2 separate regions of the Mus musculus genome follow, and region 1 is linked to region 2. A link is a loop called in an ENCODE intact Hi-C map of the cell type or tissue named here. Cell type or tissue: heart. All regions are shown on one strand. Each heading gives the region's core, and the rest is flanking DNA. Links, peaks and the distances in the headings are about the cores only.

Evidence for each region. Hi-C counts contacts between places; a loop is a spot of excess contacts. Peaks named below come from ENCODE experiments on the same cell type or tissue, not always from the same donor. Only the 100,000 strongest peaks of a DNase experiment are listed, where the experiment ranks them.
Region 1: it touches region 2 in a loop (2.5-fold over the local background); 10 of 42 quality-filtered maps call a loop at or near these places.

What each region holds. Positions count from the first base shown.
Region 1 is chr2:79,371,060-79,373,967 of GRCm38, forward strand. The region is part of intron 2 of Cerkl (ceramide kinase-like); the gene reads right to left. Among named protein-coding and RNA genes, the nearest start is that of Gm22606, 24 kb to the left of the region's middle. In heart, for the core only: a CTCF peak has its summit at 1,522 (motif pointing right); no DNase peak of the experiment used is centred there.
Region 2 is chr2:79,644,957-79,647,864 of GRCm38, forward strand. Itprid2 (ITPR interacting domain containing 2) reads left to right here. Exons shown (of 18, transcript NM_080558.4): 8 at 1-152. Among named protein-coding and RNA genes, the nearest start is that of Itprid2, 11 kb to the left of the region's middle. In heart, for the core only: a CTCF peak has its summit at 1,600 (motif pointing left); no DNase peak of the experiment used is centred there; H3K27ac peaks cover 303 bases.

The DNA.
Region 1 (2,908 bases), core at 266-2,765, 270 kb before region 2:
AATAGTTGCATGAAACATTCCAAAGTTAGAAAACTCTTACTTTCAGAAATTAGAAAAATTGATTCAGGCAAGCAATAACGGATCCCTGATTTATCGGATGACAATTAGGCTATTTACATAATCCTAAACTTCACCCTTTACAAGCTACTGAAGCAGCTTTGTAAAGTTGTGAGATGTGAGATTCTGCATCTGATGAGAATACTGTTGCTGTCTCTTAACCAGGAACTGAGCAGGCAAATGTCTCCTTTGCTTTCACTAAACCAGGCCAGAGCCAGGAGCTGGCTTCAAGCTTCAGGTACCAAGAGTCAGAAGTAAATCCATCCTTGTCCATACACGTGTAGAGATCTACATTAGCCGGAAGGTCTTTTCGTTTGTAAACAGACAGTATCCATGCAGTTGGCGTTATAAAAACTGAATTTAATTTCTCCATTTTCTATGGTCCTAGTTTCGTCACCAACACCTCCATGCCTGCTGTGTATCAGGCAGAAGCAGGGGATCTGAGGTTCCATGAGTGAAGCCCTTGTCCTTACAAAGATGGCATCCTAATGGATGGACACAGAAACGAATTCAGATTTGGCCAGAAGGCATTCTACAGACAAAATTACAGCAAAGAAGAGGGAGAAGGTGACTCCCTGGTAGGAAAAGTCAGGTCTTCCAGAACTTTCCAGTTATTTCTAGGGACTTTGTTTTTTTTTTTTTTTTTTTTTTTTTGCTGCTTAGAAAGAGATACATGGTAAATTTTGAGCAAAGCAGTAATAAAACCTCTGGTTTTTAAGTAGGCTCACTCTGGCCTCGGTGTAGAGGCTGGAGTTCTTAGCAGAGCCACAGGAAGGCAAAATTAGTGCTGCTGGCTAAGGTTCTGAGTAGAATAAGATTGTTCTTGCATCAGTGTGGGTGCCATAGATGGTAACATTAGATTTTGCACCTATTTTAAAAGTGAAACTGAAACAGAGAGAAACAATGTGGCCACCAGTTCTTATACACAGTTTATCTCTCTGCTTCTCCCATATCTATCCACCTTTGGGCACTTTTCCCCTTTGGTGTCATATCTAAAGTGTCAGAACTTCTTCCACTTTAAAAATATATGAAAAATCTAATGTTAACGTATATGGCACCTACACTGATCAGGGCCCAGTTGGACTATACAAAGAGGTCTGGATCAGCTAGGGCTGTATAGTGGGACCTTGTCAAAAACAACAGCAGTCACAGGAAATTTATTATGGGAGAGTGTGGATAAAGTAAAAGACTCAAAAGACTTTGATGGATTTGACACAGATACTAAGAGAACATGTGTGAAAATAACAAATTGCACCCCAGCAGAGTATAACAGAATAAGTGCCAATAGCAGCTTTAGTCCTTAAGGGGAAAACAACAACAACAACCACACCCCCGGCACTTATACAAGGCAGTGCGAACTGGAGGCCTGAAGAATTGGAGTCAGAGCTGAGAGCTTTTAAGGGTGAGAGGAGAGAGGAGGAAAGAAGATAGCAGCAGCTCCAGGAATGAATGGTTCATAGAGGTGGTCACCCTGTTAGAGGACTGCAGGGGGAGCTGTAGGCCCTCAGGAGAGCTGGGTCACTCGTAAGGCAGGAGTGAGTCCAAATATCCTGTGTGTGTATGTGTGTGTGTGTGTGTGTGTGTGTGTGTGTGTGTGTGTGTGTGTGTGTGTGTGTGATAGGCAAGTGAAAGTGTAGACGTTGCTGATGGTGGGCCATTCTTCCCAGAGGACAGAGTGAGGGTGTCTGGAGCTGTAGGAAGCAGGAACCAGTGCTGGGTTAGTCCTTCAGATCATGGGAGGATGAGGTCAGTAAGGAAGAGTCTTTCTTCTTTGGTGCTGGGCTAGAAGTCACACTGTTTCTAGTTCTGGCTAGAAGGTCTGCTCCTAACGAGTCTGGATGTGAGAACGTCTCTCTTCAGCCTCTGGCAACACTAGCTGAGGAGCAACATTGCCCAAGGCTAGAGCTCTCCACAGACCATCCTGGTCAGCTGATTATGCTGTCCAAACCTGAAGCCAGATCCCTGGGAGGCCTTACGGCAATGCTTTCCTTTGCCCCAAAGGGCTTCGGTGGAAATGTGAGTTTGAGAAGCTTCTATAAACAGAGTAAAAAGGTAAACAAGGGACAGAACCTAAAATCTTCATCTGCTTTTTCCAGGACATCTAGCTCCCCTCCTGGGAGGCAAACACTGAGAAGGCTCTGGGAATCCTTCCATAGGCACACACAAGCAGTCTGCCTATGCACTCTAAGTCTTTATATGTCATATTTGTTTCTGGTCAGGGTTTTTAAAGATGATTTCGGGGCTAGTGAGATGGCTCAGGACTTAAAGCTCCCACCTCCAAGTTGGATGACCTGGGTTGGATTCTCTTTGACAAAGGATATGCGATTACGATGTCTATTTCATTCTAGTTTCAATTTAGTAAACATTTAGTGAGAAAGGTTGGACTATGAAAATATTTAAAAAGTTGCTTCCATTTTTCTGCAAGCTTGTACATCACGCCATATTTGTCAAGTGAGTTCTGTGTTTCCCTGGTTGTTTTCATCATAACAGTAGTTTGGCCTGGAGCAAAATCATGATTGCTTGTTGTATAGTGAGAAATACATTCCACAGTCTCTTTGCCCTTGCATTTTTATTTATGACATTTCCTTCATGCTGAGGTTTCTCAGTACTTACCACTGAGTTTCTCTCACATTTATTCTCTGATCTCTGAGTCTTATGTCATATTTAAAAGTCCTTTGGGACTTTAAACACCTCTATTTCTCTTTTAATACTTTTATGGTCTCAACTGCATATTCTTAAAAATTCTATCTGAAATTTATTCTGGTAGAAAAAATAAAAGGAAAAGTTGACTTTATATTTTCTCCACTTGGCAGTCCACCTGACCCAGCATCACTCATTAACTGATCAGCCT
Region 2 (2,908 bases), core at 189-2,688:
GCCGCGTGTCCAGCCACTGCGAGCTGGAGAGCAGCAGTGAGCTGAAAAGTGCCCAGGCGTCTTCGAGCGAGAAAGAGCCTTGTGCACCCCTGACAATCCCATCCATACGGAACATAATGACGCAGCAGAAAGACTCCTTTGAGATGGAAGAGGTAGGCAAAAAAATTTCCTGGGGTTCCTTTGTAAGTAGATAGTCAGGAGGAAAAGCTCCAGGAGTGTTTATAGAAAGGCAGGTCGCCACCATTCATAACTGTGGAATAAACTCATCCTCCTGTTGACACTCCTGCTGCTGCTCCCAAACCAAGAGCTGGTTGAAAACTGTGTGCTGTGACGCCCCTCAGGCTCAGCTGGCATCTATCCAGTGACATCTTATCTGCCTAAGGCTTTGATAGCAGACAGCCTTGAGAGTGTATATGCAAATCCAAATCATTTCACTGCATAGCAGATCAAACAGGGCTGCAGTTCAGGCTTCAGGGGTCCCAGCGAGCAGGGCGAGGGTGAAGGCAACTTGTGGATGGATACTGGTGATGTGCCTGCCTGAGAGGAAAAGAAGGCTCTGGAAGGCTGCTGGACGGGGTTTTATAAGTCCAGATTAAACATTGGGCGACTTTGTTTTATCCATCGATACTCCTGCTAATTAACATAAAATCTAGAATTAACATAAAATTAAAATAAAATCAAGACTGTAAAAATACTCGGGAGGTTTATCCAGAACTCATCGGCACAGGGACTCGCTGCTATACAGTATTTAGCTGTGTGGACCAGGGCACTATACTGTGGGAGGGACTGTGCTTGGCCCAAGGAGAAAAGCTCAAAAATGCTGTCTTTTGTTCCACAGGAAGAAGCTGAGGTATCTGTGTTGTGGCTATGCATAATGTAATATGTAATTTCTCTTATTGAAAATATGGAAGATTTGCTTTGGTAATAGTTCCTGTTAGCTTCAGAATCACGTTTTCTCTCTGGGCTTGGAGAGTAAATAATGGTGCCCTAATGTTCTCTTCGCTGACTTTTGTATTAGTCACATTAGTGTTGACTTTTTATTTATTTCAAAGTTTCAGTTGCTGATAGAGTTATTTATGTTTTTGGTGGCTTCTGCATTTTTTATATGTTAATTATGGCTAAAGAGTAAAGTGAAGGAATAGAAGAAGCTCTGTGGAATGTTGTCCATTTTCTTGTAGGCTACTTTTCCCTAAATTACTAAAGTGATTTCTGCCTTAGCAGTGTGAGCGTGGGAGAGGATTCTGATGCCAGCTTGCAAACCCTGGCTCTGGCCTGCTGATTTCTGTTGAGTGTTGTTTTGGCCCAGCTGGTCCTAAGGACTGAGCATAAGTTCAGCCCTTCCTGTGCCCACTCCTTCGTGTTGAGTGGCTCCTGCAGCTTCCATACTTTAGCCCTGCACCGAGCTATGCAAATCTAAACAGTGTGCAGTGGCTGGGAATTTCATGCTGGTGACTCAGTTTTGGATAGCAGTAGGTTGACAGTGTCCTTTTTGTAATCTCTAGGTTTTTAAAAGAACTCAAATTCTAAGCAGAAGTGTAAGGCTTGTCAAATGGTGGGTGCAGTTTGGTGGCACTCACCTTTTTGCTTGCGCCCCCTGCTGGAAAAAACATTAATGACAAAATAACGTGAACCCTTTTGTGAAGTGAAGATTAACATGAATAGTTAAGGAATGTTAGATACTCTGTGTGTGTGTGTGTGTGTGTGTGTGTTGTCACTAGGAATGGTGTTGTATGTTGGTAGTAACTAGCATCCAAAGGATTGAGGCACAGTGACCATGAGTTTGAGATAAGCTGAAGCTACATAGCAAGCTTTAGGCTCGGAGCCTGGTGTACCTATTAAGATATTTTCTCAAATATGTATGACAAATTCACTTTCAACTTTGTCTATTGGAAATAGAGGAACTTTAAGGATAATGAATCCTTGCTTTTTTCATATCTATTTAAAATATTTATTAAAAACCTCCTAGAATTGTGTTTTTTTCCTTTGGAAACTTTGCAGAAACTTCTAGAACAATGGATAAAGCAGGGAAATGTGTTATTTTCATTTCCTCTGAGGCATGATATGAATTGTACTAGCAGACAAACAGTCTTCCCAAGGCCGGCTTGCATCCCATCTGGAGTAGCCTGTGCACGTCTCTCTGGCACTGCTTTGGTTGGGATCTGATCACCGAGGAGAGCATTTGCTTCTGTGTGAGCAGCGAGTAGATACAGGTTAGAGCTCTCTGTCTCTCAGAGCCAGCTCACAGGAGAGCCCTCAACTGCAGCAGCTCCAGCTGGGGCTGGAGTCGGAAGGAAGGAGGCTGCAGTCTGGCTTTGTGGGTGAGGCTGCCTAATCAGGTGAGATAGGAGGGAAGCCTGAGGTGGCCAGGACCTAGCAGGATGCCATTTAAGTGTGAAGAGCGCTTCACAAAGGAGGAGACTGAGTGAGACAGGCTAGAAGCAGAGAATGCCTTTCTTATATTTAAGAAATGAAAAACAGGAAAAAAAGTTTGTAGACTGTTTTAGTTAAAAGTCAACTTGCCTTCTAAAAAAATGTTTTAGAGTATCCAGAATTATTCAGAAATTCTACACCTTTTGTCATTTTTTGGTTGGGGTGTGGGAAAGGATTTTAATTCTTAGTGGTTCGGATCTCTCTCTCTCTCTCTCCCTCTCTCTCCCTCCCTGTCCCCCCTTTCTCTCTCTCCCTGTCTCTCTCTCCCTGTCTCTCTCCCTGTCCCCCCCCTCCCTCTCTCTCTCCCTGTCTCTCTCTCTCTCCCTGTCCCCCCTCTCTTTCTCCCTGTCCCCCCCTCTCCCTGTCTCTCTCTCCCTGTCCCCCCCCACCTCTCTCTCTCTCTCTCTCTCTCTCTCTCTCTCTCTCTCTCTCGTTTGTTTTGGTTGGCTTGTTGAATACAGCATGGTAAGTTCATAGA